Linked DNA regions of Homo sapiens: regions 1 and 3 are each linked to region 2. Evidence: read pairs that join two places in POLR2A ChIA-PET (ENCODE). Cell type or tissue: PC-9. All regions are shown on one strand. Each heading gives the region's core, and the rest is flanking DNA. Links, peaks and the distances in the headings are about the cores only.

Region 1 (5,807 bases), core at 324-5,323, 91 kb before region 2:
GCTCTGAACAGACAAGTTACATATCATATCACCGTCTTTGCGAAGATTCAGCCTGAAGCATTAACATTGAGCAGCTCTGCCCAAGAACGTTCCACAGAGCCTTCATTTCCCAAGACGTTCCAGGGAAAAAGTTCTATGGTTGGAAGTTTGGATGTGCTGCCTGTTATCTATCCCTCTCCTGCCTCAGAGACCTACAATGTACATCAGCAGATTCTAAAGGTTTTAAGAAGTTCTGCAATTTAAAAAAGTCCACTTCCTTCATTTAGCCTAAGGTTTCCCAAATTTATCTGAACCATAGAATTGTTTTTCTACATGTGCCAGCTAATATACAGTGCAGCACTCTTTCAGAGATACTGCATTGTTAAATGGAAGAGGGAGGAAAAGAAGTCTGCTGGAGCTACTTTTTGAAGCTAACTAAAATGCAGACTTTTCTCCCTTAAGAATCATCAAGCCCTTTGCTGTTTACATTTAGTTGCTTTCTACTGAGAACATAGAAAGTTTAAAAAGAGAGAGACCATAAATCAGAGGAGGGAAGGGCTATTTGCATTCCTAACTCTCTTGGCTCATCGGGTACCTTCTTGCTTCCACCCCAACCCCGCCTCAACCCCATTCTTTCTCCAAGTTTCCACCCCTCCTCCTCTCCTTGGGGCTGCTCTCCAGCTACACACAGCTGGAGGTGGTTGCAACTTGCAATGCACACATCCCCTCCCTCCTGCAATGCCGATGCAGTGACAGGGAGGCATCACATGCTCTGCCAACCGTACAGCCTCAGCTCTGGCACAAGAAGACCCTCCCAGGGAAGAGGGGCGTTGGTGGTGGGGGTTAGGGGGAGGATTGCCAATTTTTCCTTCAAGATTTTCAGATTACGGGTGCTATGATTTTTCTATTTCTCTTTTTGCTTATTTTCAGCTTGTAATTTCCTACAATGAATATGCAGCACTTGTGTCTTAAGGAAGAGGAAGAAGAGAAAGGAGGGAGTAGGGAGGAGACTAGAGGCGGAGGAGAAGGAAATACCATCTCTGGAGGAGACTGCATAAGCTCGACTAACAAAATATATCAAATTTTATAGCAGTACATCTCCTAACACCTGCAGGTAGAGTTCTGGGCTGCAGTGTTGCTATTTGCAATGACACGTGCCCAGTTACCCCTTAACCAGTGCCAGCTCAGGCGTCGGGCACAGAAGCCCTCTCCTTACCCACTCGAAAGATCAAATCGTCTTCGATGGGATTCTCTTTTCGTTTTCCAGTGCTGTACATGCTTGCGGGTCTTTTCACAGCTTTCTGCTTGACGTGGCCGCTCCCCGGGGACTTAACGCGCCTCTTCACGCCTTCTGTGGTGGGAGACACATCAGCGGATCGGATCACTTTCAGCTTAAACGGGCTGCCTCGGATGTGCTGGTCATAGAGTCTCAGAGACAGGGTAAAGTCCCCTTCCTTCTGGACAGTGTACAAAAACTCATAGGTGCCGTTCTTGTTGTCCAGGATCTCCCCGTCTGCCACGCTCCCGTCGGGGGTGCTCAGTTCGGCGGTGAGGTAGGCGTTGCCGGTTTTGCACAGCTCACCGTCTTTGTCCTTGGTGGTGATGGTGACGGACATGGGCTGCCCGATGATGGTCTGCCGCAGCCCCTCGCCCGTGGCCACTGTCTCTGAGGCAACGGCGTTGGTGGTTAAGATCGTCCCGAGGTTGTGGATGGACTTCTTCAGCCCCTCGGTTTCCACGATGAAATCCAGCTGGTCGTTCTCCCGCGGGTGCAAGGGGAAGTCCTGGTCGGCCAGCTCGTTCAGCTTCTCGCTCATCTGCTTCTTCACCAGTAGGACCTCGGTCTCCGTGCCATGGTTGAGGGCCTGCGCTGTGAAGTTGCTGCAGCTCTTAATGCTCTCCTGCCCCTGGAGCAGAGTATCCAGCTGCGACTGGAGGACCTGCGGGAAAACCGGAGGCCTGGTGAGCTCGTCCCACAGGGCGGGGCCTAGCCCGGGGCAGTGCCCTCCACCGGCGAGAAGGAGACTCTACACCTGCCCACGCAGGTGGCTCTGAGCAAGCGGTGTTTGTCAACCCAGGGAACCCAGTGCTAACGCAAAGTCCTAAACTGCATTCCCAGTACCTTTTCGAGGTTTCCCTTCCGCCTCGCCCTCTCTTCCACACATGTATTTCTTGGCTCATGTGTTTTGGAGAGGGGAAAACAGAAAGGTCACTACCAAGAGCATAGCAAATTAATTGCTATGCCTGACATCTGAAATATTCATTATTCAGTATCTTTCCCCATGTCCCCATGTCCATCACCACCTAAAGGAACAGGAAGTAAACAAATGAAAACTCTCCACACCTGAACATCAGAGGTTTCTCATCCCTGTTTTGTGAACAGACATGCAGAGTTAAACAAAGGCTGCAGTCAGGGTTCATTTTGAAGCTGACTAACAGGTTGGTGTGGGTGAGAGAGCAATTAAGAAACTATTTCATGTTATAACTGAGGAATGAAAACAATCCAGTTTAACTCTAAATGCTAAAAGCATTACATTATATTCAACCTTGCCTCTTGTCAAATTATAAACTAGTACTTAAAGTCACAGAGTCATCGAATTTTGCTGAAAATAGGGGAAAAAATAGCTGGATATTACATTCAGTGAAAACTATAGTTTACTATACAATGATGACACTTAAGGACCCCTTGTTGCTATTAGGAAACAATAAGCTAGTGCCCTTGGATATCATGTCTCTTCCAGGACATCTGTAATGATTCTGGTCTTACTTTGTGTTTGAGGCCATAGTTGACCTCCAATTCCATAAGCAGCACACTCTTGCGCACATTTAAAGTCTTCTGGAGCTCATCAAAGGTGGAATGAATGTCATCCACGATGCTGGCCTTTTGGTTGGTTAACTGATGAATGATTTCAGAGATGAACTGAAGAGCAGAATCTATTTCTGGGAGCCTGGTGGACAGTTGTTAAAGGTCGTTATTTAACCTCAACCCAGAAATATTCCAAAATCTATCTAAACACTACATTTTGTTTAAAAAAATTCTATGCCTTTCATCATCTTTAAAAAAACAATAACCAGAGAACAGAATAAGATATGACATAATTACTGCCTTAGAGAGAAGAGATTTTGTCTCTTCAGAGACAATCAAAATTGTCAATTTCAATCTACCATCAATTGTCCAATTTTAATAATTAATTAAGTGTATAGACTTGAAGCTCTCTGAAAAGCCATTCTGGCCAGGTTAATTCTTCGTTGCAGGGGCCGTCTGGTGCATTGTATGATGTTTAACAGCAGCCTGTCCTCTACCAGATACCAATAGCTCTCCCCGCCCTGCCTCCCTCTCCCCAACCCCCTGCCAAAACACACAGTTGTGATACCAAAAATGTCTCCAGGCATTGCCGAATGGCTGAGAACCACTATTCTAGATAGCTGTATCTTTTACCCTAGCCACATAAAACATTTATCCAAACCCAGTTTCTTGAGAACTTCTCGTAAGTTTCCAAGTTCTTTGAATTACTATAGAACAACCACACTTTTCTCACTACAGCTATCAGTGGAGAGATTTATTTTGTCTGCTTTTCTGCTGGCTTCTCATTTCCTCTCTTTGGTCTTTTTCATGCACCACTCAGCTACTCTGTTCTTTCATTTCTGTGCCAAAGAAGGAACTTGGAAGCAGGAAAACAAGGAAAATTAGCAATCACTGCTCAAGACCATTTTGCAGAGCTCAGACAGAAAGGAGCCAATCACAGCCAACAAAATGGCCTGTATGTGTGTCAGGAACAGCAGATAAGGAAGGCTCCTCAGAGAGCCTGGTTTCAGGGATGAATTTCAGAACTCTCCTGAGAGCAGTTTATTTGAGTGTACTTTAATTCATGTAATCATACTTAGGTACTAAAACAAAAATGCCACTCATAAGGAGGCTGGAGTTCTACCAACAGGCAGAAGACAACCTTCCTCACTCATTAGTTTATGACAACAAATCCATGATAAAAGAACTTATTTACCCACAAAGCCTGATATCTCAAGGGAAATATGAACCTACTCTTGTACCTAGACAAGAGGCCATGAGGCCAGGCCTCAAGTACAGGCAGCCAGTTGGGGGTTTGGGGAGGGGTCCCCCACCTTTTGTTGACAGCATCCAGCTGGACCTGGAGCGAGGCCTTGTGCTGTTCCACCACATCCTTGAGTGGAACTGTGGGGTGCTCTGCGTGCTCCCCCTCCGTGCACTCCCGACACATGGCAGTCTCACAGGACTGGCAGTAAAATTCCATCACCTGTGGATGACACAAGAAAAGTTCCTGGTTCTGGGCCATGGGTTGAGGGCTTACTCTACACTAAGCACTTGCCTTGCAGTCTCTCATAATTAAATGAGAGCCACCCCAGAATGTCAGCATTATTAAGTCCAGCTTCACAGGAGAAAAGGAAGGACACATTTTTATGTGACAGGTCTCAGAAATGGAGCTGACTTCTAAGCTGCTTCTATAACCATAAAACCAGCTTTTGGGTATCCACTGCCCCAAGGCAGTACAGTATAGGGCTGTGGTGCTCAAACATTTTTATATCAGGACCCCGTTATAATCTTTAAAAATTATTGAGGACTCCAAAAGAGCTTTCGTGTATGTGGGTTATATTTATAGATATTTCTTATATTAAAAATTGAAACTAGGCTGGGTGCAGTGGCGTATGCCTATAATCCCAGCACTTTGGGAGGCCAAGGCTGGAGGATTACTCGAGGCCAGGAGTTAAGACCAGCCTGGGAAACATAGCGAGACTCTGTCTCTACAAAAAATTTTAAAATTAGTATTTAATCAAATTTTTAAAAATTAGAACGGATAAAAATTTTAAAGTATTTAATTTATTAAAAGCAGTAATAAGCCCATTAAATGTTAATGTGAATAATGTAATTTATGAAAATAAATATATTGTGAAAAACAAAAAAATTTGTGGGAAAAATGGTATTGTTTTCCATTTTTGTAAATATCTGCAGCGTCTGGCTTAACAGAAGATGGCTGGAGACTTGTATCCACTTCTGCATTGAGTCCATTGTGATAGCATACATCACATAGCCTGTGGAAAATTCCACTGTGCACTCTTGAGAGAACGAGAGTGAAAAAAGCAAATAATGTCTTCATATGATTATGAATATAGTATTGACCTTGAAGACTGCTTGAAAACGTCTTGGGACCCACAAGGGTTCCTGGACCACACTTTGAGAACTGCTACTGTTTGGCTAAGAGACTTATCCAAATAAGAAGTCTGGACTGAGCAGTTTGTCTCCTGGCTTCACCACTTATTTAGCTGAATGACCTTGGACAAATTTTCAGCCTCACTGTGTCACAACTTCTGTCTCTGTCAAATGGAGATAGTAACAGTAACCTACTTCACAGGGCTACTATGAAGAATAAGTAGGTTAGTATGCACGAAGAACTCAGATGGCACCTGGCTTTGGTACATAATAAGTTCTTAATATGTAGTAGCTGCTGTGGGGATGATGATGATGATGATGATGACATCATCTGCTTACCTGAAAATAAAAAAATATGACCCTGACAATGACGAACTTTCAGTAACAATATAATATAAAGCCAGAAAATTAGCTTCCTTGCAGAGGTATTACCTTGTTTTCTCAGCTGGAAATAATGTCTTCCAGTTTTCAATTCCCAAAGCACTTTTAGGAGGAACTTTTTCTTGACATATAACACAATACAGAAAAGGGCATAAATCTTAATGCAGCTTGATGGATTTTCACAAAGTGAAGGCAGTCACCAAATCACTTTTATTTATACCCAATTTATGAAATAAAAGATTTTAAATTCCTAAGCCCAGGAACT
Region 2 (5,807 bases), core at 599-5,598:
GGGTGACGGAGCAAGACCCTGTCTCAAATTTAAAAAAGAAAGAAAGAAAACCCCTTGGAATGTACAAAGTGATAAAGAGCCTTTTTGTATGCTAATGAGATGATTGACGACTGAGGGCTCCCAGATTGCCTCTGGAGGGGGCTGGTTGCCAGGGGAACCAAGCAAGTGATTAGAGAGTTGGAACTTTCAGCCCCTTTCTCCCTACTCCACCCATACACACCCCCTGACCCTGTTTCCAGGGAGCAAAGAGGGGCAGGAGGTTGACTCAATCACCGATGGCCAATGGTTTGATCAATCATGCCTTTGTAATGAGGCCTCCATAAAAACCCAAAGGAGCGGGTCTGGAGGGCTTCTGGATAGCTGAACACATGGAGACGCTGGGAGAGTGGCGCCCGGAGAGGACATGAAAGCTCCAAGACCCTCCCTAGCCATCTCTTCACCTGGCTGTATGTATTCATTCAACTGTATCCTTTGTAATACCCTTTATAATAAACTGGTAAATGGAATTAAGTGTCTCCCTGAGTTCCGTGAGCTATGCTAACAAAACAGTGACCCCAAGAAGTCAATCTCTGACTTACAGCACAAAGTTAGACAAAGTTACACAGCTTGTAATCTACCTGAGGAAGGATCGTGAGAACTTCTCATGGATAGCCAGCTAGTCAGAAGCACAAGTGACAACCTTCAGCCTGCAACTGGCCTCTGAGGTCGGGGCAGCCTGGTAGGACTGAGCCCTTAAACCTCAGGGTCTGCACTCACTGCAGTTAGTGTCAGAATTGAGTTAAACTGTGGGACACCTACTTAGGTGGGAAGGTGAGAATGCATTGACCTGACCAAATGGGATTTGTGAGGCCTGCGGTGGGCCTGGAGGGTGAATGATGCACACCTGTCCTTTCCCTTTGGAGCCTCCACCCCACCTGGGAGAGTCAAAAGTTCACTGGCAGAGTCAGAATTTCCATTCCTTGTCAGGACCTCCTCGTGGGGTGACTCATCCCTCTCCAGGGCTCTAGGACCGCACCAGGAGAACCTGGCCTCACTTAGAGACTGCCTGTTTTCATACAATGGGTTCAAGCATTCATGTTGCTTGGCGTCAAATTCATTTGAAAAACACCCTTTGTATTCTGACTTAATACCTCCAGGATCCGCAAACAGCATGGTGGCTTTAAACAAGGTGTACCTAGATAATAGATACAAGTTGAGGGAATTTGGAGAGGTGGGGAGACTTTCAAAGCATTAAATGTATTAAAGTCCCATGGTTCACCTCTAGCTTTATGTAAAAATTAAACCTCACCTTTTCATTTTATCAGGCTCCTGTCGATAACAAACACAAACCGCAAGTTCACTGACTCCACACCACGGGGCTCACCAGAAACTTATCTGATCAAAGCTGCCGTAGGTGATTCTTTTTTTCAGCAGGAGGAGGAGGACTTTCTAAAGCAACTCCCAGGACTCGAGATGTTGTAGCCCCCTCCCCACCTTACAGGTCGCAATGACAGCACAACCCTTTCCTTGCCCTTTGCGCACCCCGTGAGCTACGACAGGTGCCTCACTGAGCACCGAATGGGCCAGCCAAGAGATAAAGCAGGCACCAAAGACCGGTGCCTGAGTGGTTTTCCACCCTCACCCATTCACACCCCGGAAACCAGCAAGCACCCCGAGGTGTGGCTGGCTGAGCCCACATCAGGCTTCACCCCCGACTCACATGGCGTCCCCAGGCTCTGCTGACTTCTCACTTGGGTAGTCAAGGACAAACGCTCTATTCACCTGGGGCTATTTCTTCATTCCACAGTCGCACGGCAGAGGGACATAGTACCCTTTGAGCACTTTTATGGGGCAGTAAAACTTTACAGTCTCCTGTCTGCTCTAAACTGTTCCCACATTTCTGAATAGACCTATTTATAACATGCAAGACTACTACAGTTTGCCCTTTGAAAATACTAGCAGATATTAGGTCCTTTCAAATGGGGTCGACTGAGTTACATCGGCTAGCAGCTGGCTTACAGAAACCCCGGAGAGGCCCAGCTAAGCTCCTGACTGTGACTACCTATGTTAGGAAATAAAACAGCATTTGAGTCTCACAACATCACTGGAACTGGCCTTATGCTTTGCCACATTCATGTTGCTTTGGTGTCAAATCCAGCTGTGTCTCTCCCTCGATTTTTTGCTTCCTTACTCCCTTCCTGCCTGGATTAACAGAGCTCACTGTGAGCTTTGTCAGCAAATCCCAGTCTTTTCCTTCCCTCTTCTGCAGGGAAAAAATTAAAACCAGGAAAAAGTAGCAACCCAATCACAACTTGTTTCTCCCAGCCCCGGATTAACCAGCTGGCCCAGAAAAAGAATTATCCCACATTGAGAAGCGTCCTTACCTGCGTTCCATAACGGCCACTCCTGTGCATCGAAGACCAGAGCCAGCCTCCTCCAATCTGGGGACTTAGCTCCCCGCAGCCCGCAGACAACTGGGCCCATTATAGTCATCAAGCTGCCGAGTTAAAGGGTGGCCCTTACTAAAATATAAACAGCTAGTCAGCACAAGCCAAAGGGGCGGGGCTACAGTATCAGGGGACAATGAGAGCCAATGATCAGCCTCTTTGGGCTCTGTTTGCTTAAGATATTGTGTTTCATTCCGAAGTAGGGGAGACGGGAATGAGAAACACTGAAGAGTAAGGGCTGAGTTATCATCTTTACAGCCCCCAGTAGGAAAAGCGTCCAAGTTGAAAAGTTTAAATCACTGCCCACAGAAGACCAATTTCAGGAAAGTGTTTGTAGACTGCACACATAATAATATGTATTTTTAAAGCCACAGATATTTATGTTGCATTAGCTATCTGTTGTCTTCCGGGGTTAATAAATGTGGTATTCATGAGGTCAACGGGAGTTTTTCAACCAAAGAACAAAGGCCAAGAAAGTTAGTTTGATGACATGCTTATTTTATTGAATATACTATCTGATCAGGAGCACTCACCTCATCTACAGAGCAAACACTTGTTTGATTGGCACATCTTTATTTTATTTATTTATTTATTTATTTATTTATTGAGATGGAGTCTCGCTCTGTTGCCCAGGCCGGAGTGCAGTGGCACAATCTTGGCTCACTGCAACCGTAGCCTCCTGGGTTCAAGTGATTCTCCTGCCTCAGCCTCCTGAGTAGCTGGAATTACAGGAATGCACCACCACACCTGGTGAATTTTTGTATTTTTAGTAGAGACGGGGTTTCGCCATGTTGGCCAGGTGGGTCTTGAACTCCTGGCTTCAAGTGATCCGCCCGCCTTGGCCTCCCAAAGTGCTGGGATTACAGGAGTGTGCCACTGCGCCTGGTCTACTATTTTTTTTTTTTTTTTTGAGACAGAGTCTTGCTGTGTTGACCAGGCTGGAGTGCAGTAGTGTGATCTCAGCTCACTGCAAGATTGGTACATCTTTAGAACCCAGAGATATGGATTTATTGTATGCCCAAGTCAGCAAAATGGCTCACATTTGATGTGTTTATGTTCTTCTTCGTGTGTGTGTGTGTGTGTGTGTGTGTGTGTGTGTGTGTAGAGATGTGGGTCTCACTATATCACCCAAGGTGGAGTGCAGTGGCTATTCACAGGCACAATCATTGTGCACTGTAGCCTCAAACTCCTGGGCTCAGGTCATCCTCCTGCCTCAGCCTCCCTAGTAGCTGGGATTACAGGCTTGCACCTATAATCATGCCAGACCATGAGCATTTCATTTGATCAAACATATCAGAAGTTCAGTATATTTGGAAGAAGGCAGGAGAGCCGTGGCTTCTTTCTGTCTCCCAAACTTAACTAAATTCCACTTTTTTTTTTTTTTTTTTTTTTTTGAGATGGAGTCTCGCTCTGTCACCAGGCTTGAGTGCAGTGGCACAATCTTGGCTCACTGCAACCTCCACCTCCCAGGTTCAAGTGATTCTTGTGCCTCAGGCTCCTGAGTAGCTGGGACTACAGATGCGCACCACCACGACCAGCTAATTTTTGTATTTTTAGTAGAGACAGGGTTTCATCATGTTGGCCAGGCTGGTCTCAGTCTCTTGACCTCGTGATCTGCCCACCTCGGCCTCCCAAAGTGCTGGGATTACAGGTGTGAGCCACCGCGCCCGGCCTTAAATTCCCCTTTTAAAGCTATTACAGCAGCTTAACCTTCCAATGCCCTTTGATAATAACCAAGAACCAGAAAGTAAACTGTAGGGCTTTTTTTCCTTATATGATTTCTTTTTTTTTTTTTTTTTGAGACAGAGTCTCGCTCTGTCACCCAGGCTGGAGTGCAGTGGCGTGATCTCGGCTCACTGCAAGCTCCGCCTCTCGGGTTCAGGCCATTCTCCTGCCTCAGACTCCCGAGTAGCTGGGACTACAGGCGCATGCCGCCATGCCCGGCTAATTTTATTTATTTATTTATTTATTTTTTAGTAGAGTTGGGTTTCAGCCAGGATGGCTGGATCTCCTGACCTCGTGATCTGCCCGCCTTGGCCTCCCAAAGTGCTGGGATTACAGGCACGAGCCAACGCGGCTGGCCTCCTTATATCATTTCTAAATAATACACTGAAGTAAAAATAAAGTTAAGAGTTGTTTGGTTGATTGTGTGGCATTGCATAAATTATAGGCATACAAACTGTGAAAAGTACAGTCATTACATTTGAAATAGTTTCATCATTTATAAAGTGATATAGTAGTTATCAAAATGAACACAGTAGTTGTCAAAATGAATTATCAGAGAAAAATGTTGAAACGTATTTATTTTCCGCAAACTTTTTCTCAAGCCCTTCTGATTATAAAAATAATAATCCCCAAATGCCATCCTTTCTAATCTATATTAGTTTGAAAATGTTTATGATTCTGCCACTGGTGTTTAATTTGTATTAAAGTAAAATTCCTCCAGAACCTTTTCTAAATGATGTATGAGGCTCCTTCTGGCCCTTGTATCCTTCTAATTATTTCAAAAGAGCTGTTACATCCATACTTTCACAATTTTGACTTTAAGGTACAGGTTACCTTCCTGAAATAATCTAGTTTTCTTCTAAGGTGTGTGAACCCAGAAAATCTGAGACAGCTCTCAATTAACCTAGAAAGTTTATTTTTCCAAGGTTGAGGACACGCCCGTGACATAGCCTTCACAAGTGTTAGGATCCTGTCATTTTAAAAAGCTTCAGGACACCATGAGCAGCCAAAAGAAAAAAATCGATAAATTGGACTTCGTTAAAATTTTAAATTTTTTCTTTCTTTTTTTCTTTCTTTAGAGACAAAGTCCTACTCTGTCACCCAGGCTGGAGTGCAGTGGCCAGATCATAGCTTCATAGCTCACTGCAGCTTTTACCTCCCATCCTCAAGCTATCTTCCTGCTTGGGCCTCCCTAGTGCTCAGAAACCACAGCACATAACCAAAATTAAAACCTTTTGTGCTTCAAAAGACATTATCAAGAAAGTGAAAAGACAACCTATAGAATGGGAGAAAATATTTGCAAATAATATATCTGATAAGGTTCTAGTATCCAGGATATATTTTTAAAACTCCTGCAATTCAACAATAAAAAGACAAACAACCCAACCTAAAGATGGGCAAAGGTCTTAAATAGATATTTCTCTAAGAATAATACATAAATGTCCAACAAACACATGAAAAGATGCTCAACATTAGTCATTAGGGAAGTGCAAATCAAAAACACAATGAGGCTGGGCACGGTGGCTCACGCCTGTAATCCCAGCACTTTGGGAGGCCGAGTTGGGTGGATCATCTGAGGTCAAAAGTTCGAGACCAGTCTGGCCAACATGGCAAAATTCTGTCTCTACTAAAAATACAAAAATTAGCCAGGCGTGG
Region 3 (5,807 bases), core at 498-5,497, 130 kb before region 2:
TATTTTAAATCATCTCTAGATTACTTCTAATACCTAGAGCATGCTATATAATGTAAATAATATTATGTATTTTTACAATTCGTATTATTTTTAATCATTGTATTTAACAAATTATTTTTCCTGAAATTTTTGATCTGTATTTGGTTGAATTCACAAATGTGAGATTTGGGGGTACGGGGGGCTGATTATATGTTTGGATGTGAAATCACTTTCTTTTGGTCTATCGGTTTCTGCTTTGTTACTTCTGTTAAATTTTTATTTTGAAATAATTATAGATTCATAGGAAGTGGCAAAGATAGTAGAGAAAGGTCCTGTGTACTCTTCACTCAGTTTCCTCCAATGGTCACATCTTCTATAATTATGGTACCACACAAAACCCAATACATTGACTTTGGGTTGTGTGTGTACAGTTTTATGTCATTTTATCATGTGTGTAGATTTACCACTGCAACCAACGTACAGAATTATCCCATCAACATAAAGATCTCCCTCTTGCTACTTACTCCCCTTTCCTCACATCTCTAATCCTTGCCAACCACTAATCTGTTTTCCTTCTCTATAATTTTGTTATTTTTTTGAGAATGGTACACAAATAGAATCATATAGTATGTAACCTTCTGAAAATGGCTTTTTTTCACTCAGCATCATGCCCTTGAGATGCATCAGAGTTGTTGAGTGTATCATTAGTCTGTTCCGTTTTAATGCCAAGTCATATTCCATAGTATAGACATACCAGTTTGTTTAATCATGAACCTATTGAAAGACATCTGGGTTATTTTCAGTTTTGGGCTATTACAAATAAATCTTCTATGAACAACAATGTACAGGTTTTTGTGTGGACGTAAGTTTTCACTTCTCTGGGACAGACAGCCAGGAGTATAATTTATGGGTTGTATGGTAAGTATATGTTTAGTTTTTAAAGAAATACCAAACTATTTTCAAGGCTGACTGTGTAGTTTTGCATTTTTACCAGCAATGCATGAGAGATCTGGTTTCTCTACATGCTCTCCAGCATTTGGCATTATTAATATTTTTAATTTTAGCTATCCTTATAAGTGTGCAGTAATATCTCACCATGGTCTTAATTTGTACTTCCTTAATGTCTAGTGATATTGCACATCTTTTTATGTATACATCCTCTTCAGTAAAATTTCTCTTTATGCCTTTTGCTCGTTTTTCTTTTTTTTTTTTTGAGACGAAATTTCACTCTTGTCACCCAGGCTGGAGTGCAATGGTGTGATCATGGCTCACTGCAACCTCCGCTTTCTGGGTTCAAGTGATTCTCCTGCCTCAGCCTCCCAAGTAGCTGGGATTACAGGCACACACCACCACACCCAGCTAATTTTTGTATTTTTAGTAGAGACGCAGTTTTGCCATGTTGGCCAGGCTGGTCTCAAACTCCTGACCTCAGGTCATCCACCCGCCTTGGCCTCCCAAAGTGCTGGGATTACAGATGTGAGCCACAGCACCCAGCCGCCTTTTGTTCATTATTCTAATTGGATTGTTAAATTATTTTACTGCTGAGTCTTGAGAATCTTTACATATTCTAGGTATAATTCCTTTGTCAGAAATTCAGTTGGTAAATATTTTCTCTCAGTCTGTTGCCTATCTTTTTATCCTCTTAAAGAGATCTTTCACAGAGCAAAACCTTTTATTTTTTATGAAACCCAATTTGTTAATTGTTTTTCTTTTATGGATTATAGTTTGGGTATTATGTCTAAAAACTCTTCATGGAGCCCTAGGTCCCAAAGATTTTCTCTTAAATTATTCTAAAAGTTTATCTCCTCAAACATTATCTTCTAAAAATGTTATAGTTTTACATTTTACAGTTAAATCTACAGTCCATTTTGAGTCAACTTTTTGTACAAATTAATGTTCATTCTTTTTTTCCTCTGTGGTGGTCTTAGTTGTTCCAGTCCCATTTGTTGAAAAGGCCATCATTCCTCCATTGAATTGCTTTTGTACCTTTGTCAAAATGCAATAGGCTGTACAACTGTGGGAGCAATTTCTAGATTCTCTATTCTGTCCCACTGATGTATGTGTTTATTCCTCCACCATATTACATAGCCTTGATTATGGTAACTATATAGTAAGTCATATAGCTTACTCTATGGGTTTGTAAGGGTAGAGTGATTCCTCTCAATTTATTCTTCTTTTTCAAAATTGTTTTAGCTATTTCCTTTGCCTTGCCATATAAATTTTAAAATAAGATTTATATCTGCAAAAAATCCTGCTGAGATTTTGTGTTAAACCTGTATATTAATTTGAAGACAACTGACATCATTGTTGAGTCTTGCAATCCATGAACACAGTTGTTTCTCCATTTACTTAGAACTTCTTTGATTTCTTTTGCCAGCATTTTATAGTTTTCAGCATACAAATATTGAATATGTTTTGTTATAATATCTAAGTATATATTTTTTCAGTGATTCTAAATGGTATTGTGTTTTTAATTTTGGTTTTCACTGTTAGTTGCTAGTTTATAAAAATATAATTTTTTTTTGTTTTTTCTTAAGAGACAGGGTCTTGCTCTGTCACCCAGGCTGGAGTGCAGTAGCACAATCATAGCTCACTGCAATCTCCAACTCCCAGACTTAAGGAATCCTCATGCCTCAGCCTCCTGAGTGGCTGAGCCTATAGACATGTGCCACCATGTCTGGCTAATCTTTGTATTCTTTTGTAGAGATAGTGTCGTCCTGTGTTGCCCAGGCTAGTCTCAAACTCCTGGCCTCAAGCAATCTTCCCACCTTGGCCTCCTAAAGTGCTGGCGTTACATGCATGAGCCACCGTGCCTGACCATAATTGATTTTTGTATGTTGATCTTATATTCTGCAATCTTGCTGAACTCACCTATTCTAGGAACTGTTTTTATAGATTCTTTGGGATTTTCTATGTAAACATCATGTTATCTGCAAACAGGGAGAGTGGTTAATTTCTTCCACTCTAATTTGTAAGCTTTTTATTTCCTTTCTACCTTTTGTGCTGGCTAGAACTTCTAGTATTATATTGAACAAGAATGGTGAGACATCCTTGCAGACATCCTTGCTCTATAGGGAATGCATTCAGTCTTTTACTATGAAGTATGGTGTTAGCTATGGTTTTCATAGATGTTGTTTATCAAGTTGAGAGAGTCTTAGTTTTCTGAGAGTTTTGTCATGAATGGGTATTAAATTTTGTCAAATGATTTTTCAGTGTCAATTGATATGATCATATAGTTTTTCTTCTTTAGAATTTTACTATGGTGGATTATTACATTGACTGATTTTCTTTATTTTTATTTTTATTTTTTAAAGGGCAGCCTCCCAAGCCAGAGTAGCTCAGAGACTCCCTGATTTTCTAATACTAAACCAGTCTTGCATTCCTGGAATAAACTCCACTTGGTCATGGAGCAATTTTTACATATTGCTGAATTATATTTGTTAATATATCTTTAAGAATTTTTACACACAGGAGGAATATGGTCTGTAGCTTTCTTTTTTGTACTGTCTTAGCCTGGTTTTGGTATCAGGGCTTCAAAAGCTGATTGGAAAATGAGTTGGGAAGTATTCTCTTATCTTCTATTTTCTGGAAGAAATTGTATACAATTGTTACTAAATTCTTTAAACATTTGGAAGAATTCCATGGTGAAATCATCTCCATCTAGACATTTCTTTTTGGTGTTTTAAAATTATGAATTAAATTTTCTTAATAGTTATAGGGCTATTCAAATTATTTCATACGGGAGTTGTGGAGTTGGTATTTTTTGAGGAGTTGTCTATTTCATCTAAGTTGTCAAACTTGTGTATGTAGAGTTGTTCACAGAATTCCCTTATTATCCTTTTGATGTCTACAGAACATGTATTAATATTAGTATTTTGTGTCTTTTCTCTTATTTCCTTTGTCAGTCTTGCTAGGGTTTTGTTGGTTTTACTATCTTTTCAAAGAGCCAGTTTGCTATTTCATGGATTTTCCCTATTGCTTTTCTGTTTTGAATTTCATTTCTTTTTTTTTTTTAATTTTTTGAGACAGAGTCTCCTTCTGTTGCCCAGGCTGGAGTGCAATGATGTGATCTTGGCTCACTGAAGCCTCTTCCTCCTGGGTTCAAGCGATTCTCCTGCTTCAGCCTCCTGAGTAGCTGGGCTTGCAGGCGCCTGCCACCACACCTGGCAAATTTTTTGTATTTTTAGTAGAGATGGGGTTACACCGTGTTGGCCGAGCTTGTCTCGAACTCCTGACCTCAAGTGATCTGCCTGCCTTGGCCTCCCAAAGTGCTGGGATTAAAGGCATGAGCCACAGCGCCCAGCCTTTAATTTCGGCCTTGCTTCCTTCTGCTTGTTTGGGGTTTGCTCTTTTCTTTCTAGCTTCTTGAGATGGCAGCTTAGACCATTGATTTAAAATGTTTCCTCTTTTCTAATAGAAGCATTTAGCGTATTAATTTCCCTCTCAGCATTGTTTTTGCTAAATTCCACAAATTTTGATACGTTCTATTTGCATTTTCATTCAGTCCAATATATTTTACAATTTTCCTTGAGACTCCCTCTTTGACTCAAGGGTCATTTAGCACAATAGTGTTTTAAAATTCATAAAACAAAACACATGGGATTGTAAAAAACCATATTAAAATATAGCTATTGAAATATTACTAAATTATGATAGAGCAATATGTGTGTGCTTCTAAAAATTAGCACATTAAATAATAAGAAATAGTAATGGGTCTAATAATTACTGTAATTTTGAAGTAGTGATGAGAATAAGTGACAATTCAAGATTTTTGCAACAATATGATATGAAAATTTCTGTGATTTTTCTTGGTGACAAAGTCATAGGCATTACTAAAATTACTATGATTGTTGCTTATATTCATGATTAAGGGAAATGATAATTTTCAGCCAGAGGTTCATAAATATAATAATGTAGTATTTTTATTCAATGGCCCCCTTGAATTCTATCTTCAGACCCTTTGTGGGGGTCTGTGGGGTCCATATTAAAACCCCAATTTAGAGGGTTTCAGTCTGGTAACATTTTTTCTACTCCATCTTGCTGAGTTTGGTCCTTCTGGTGAGAGTATCTATGGTTCTATGTCCTAACCAATGGAAAAGAGAAAACATTCCAGTTTGGGGGACAGCAAATTCTTCACTTTTAACAAATACCAAACACTCTAACCATATACATTAGCACATTGATCTACCTGGATCCTGCTGTTTCCCCAGTCGGCCACAATGATGTTTCCATTTGAATCCACTGCTACACCTGTTGGAGCATTAAACTGCCCATTTCCTTCTCCATTTGAGCCAAACTTCAACATGAATTCTCCTTCCTGATTAAACACCTGTATGAAATATTTTTAAATTATTTTGTTTTACATCAAAATACTTGAACCAACATGATGGATTAAAAAAATATCTATTTGAGCAGGTTATTTATAACAAGACTTATCATTTAAGACATTCTAAAAAAAGAAAATGAAATCTACAAGACAGACTGCATATCATTGTGGTTCCCCAAATTACTGTATAAATCTGATTTATCATTTGTTAAATCATCACTTTTTTTGGCTTATATCTGGTTATTAAATCCTTATGTGAATGATACCTTTGTTATAAAATACTGTACAAGTAAGTATGAGTAAGAAGTGCTATAATTTTCAATAATATTATTCTTCCCACCTTTAAAGAAATTGCTAATTTCAAGAATGGGCATTATATTTATATTTCTAACAGGATGGATGACCATTAAAAGTTGGATCAGAGAGTAGGAGTTTTTTGTTATGCCAGATGCTCAGAATTTATTATCATTTTACTACATCAACATAACTAGAAAGAGTAGGC

Evidence for each region. Peaks named below come from ENCODE experiments on the same cell type or tissue, not always from the same donor. Only the 100,000 strongest peaks of a DNase experiment are listed, where the experiment ranks them.
Region 1: POLR2A ChIA-PET joins it to region 2 with 27 read pairs; 3 of 35 experiments call an interaction of 5 or more read pairs at or near these places.
Region 3: POLR2A ChIA-PET joins it to region 2 with 12 read pairs; 2 of 35 experiments call an interaction of 5 or more read pairs at or near these places.

Annotation. Positions count from the first base shown.
Region 1 is chr4:153,291,425-153,297,231 of GRCh38, reverse strand. It overlaps TRIM2 (tripartite motif containing 2), which reads right to left. Exons shown (of 12, transcript NM_015271.5): 4 at 4,099-4,250; 5 at 2,747-2,927; 6 at 1,196-1,919. Among named protein-coding and RNA genes, the nearest start is that of MND1, 50 kb to the left of the region's middle. In PC-9, for the core only: no CTCF peak of the experiment used is centred there; a DNase peak (open chromatin) is centred at 2,391; H3K27ac peaks cover 3,429 bases.
Region 2 is chr4:153,201,117-153,206,923 of GRCh38, reverse strand. It overlaps TRIM2 (tripartite motif containing 2), which reads right to left and starts at 2,481. Exons shown (of 12, transcript NM_015271.5): 1 at 2,364-2,481. The coding sequence starts at 2,393. RefSeq lists an enhancer at 25-930. In PC-9, for the core only: no CTCF peak of the experiment used is centred there; DNase peaks (open chromatin) are centred at 943, 1,763 and 2,503; H3K4me3 peaks cover 2,366 bases; H3K27ac peaks cover 2,403 bases.
Region 3 is chr4:153,328,031-153,333,837 of GRCh38, reverse strand. It overlaps TRIM2 (tripartite motif containing 2), which reads right to left. Exons shown (of 12, transcript NM_015271.5): 11 at 5,168-5,308. Among named protein-coding and RNA genes, the nearest start is that of MND1, 14 kb to the left of the region's middle. In PC-9, for the core only: no CTCF peak of the experiment used is centred there; no DNase peak of the experiment used is centred there.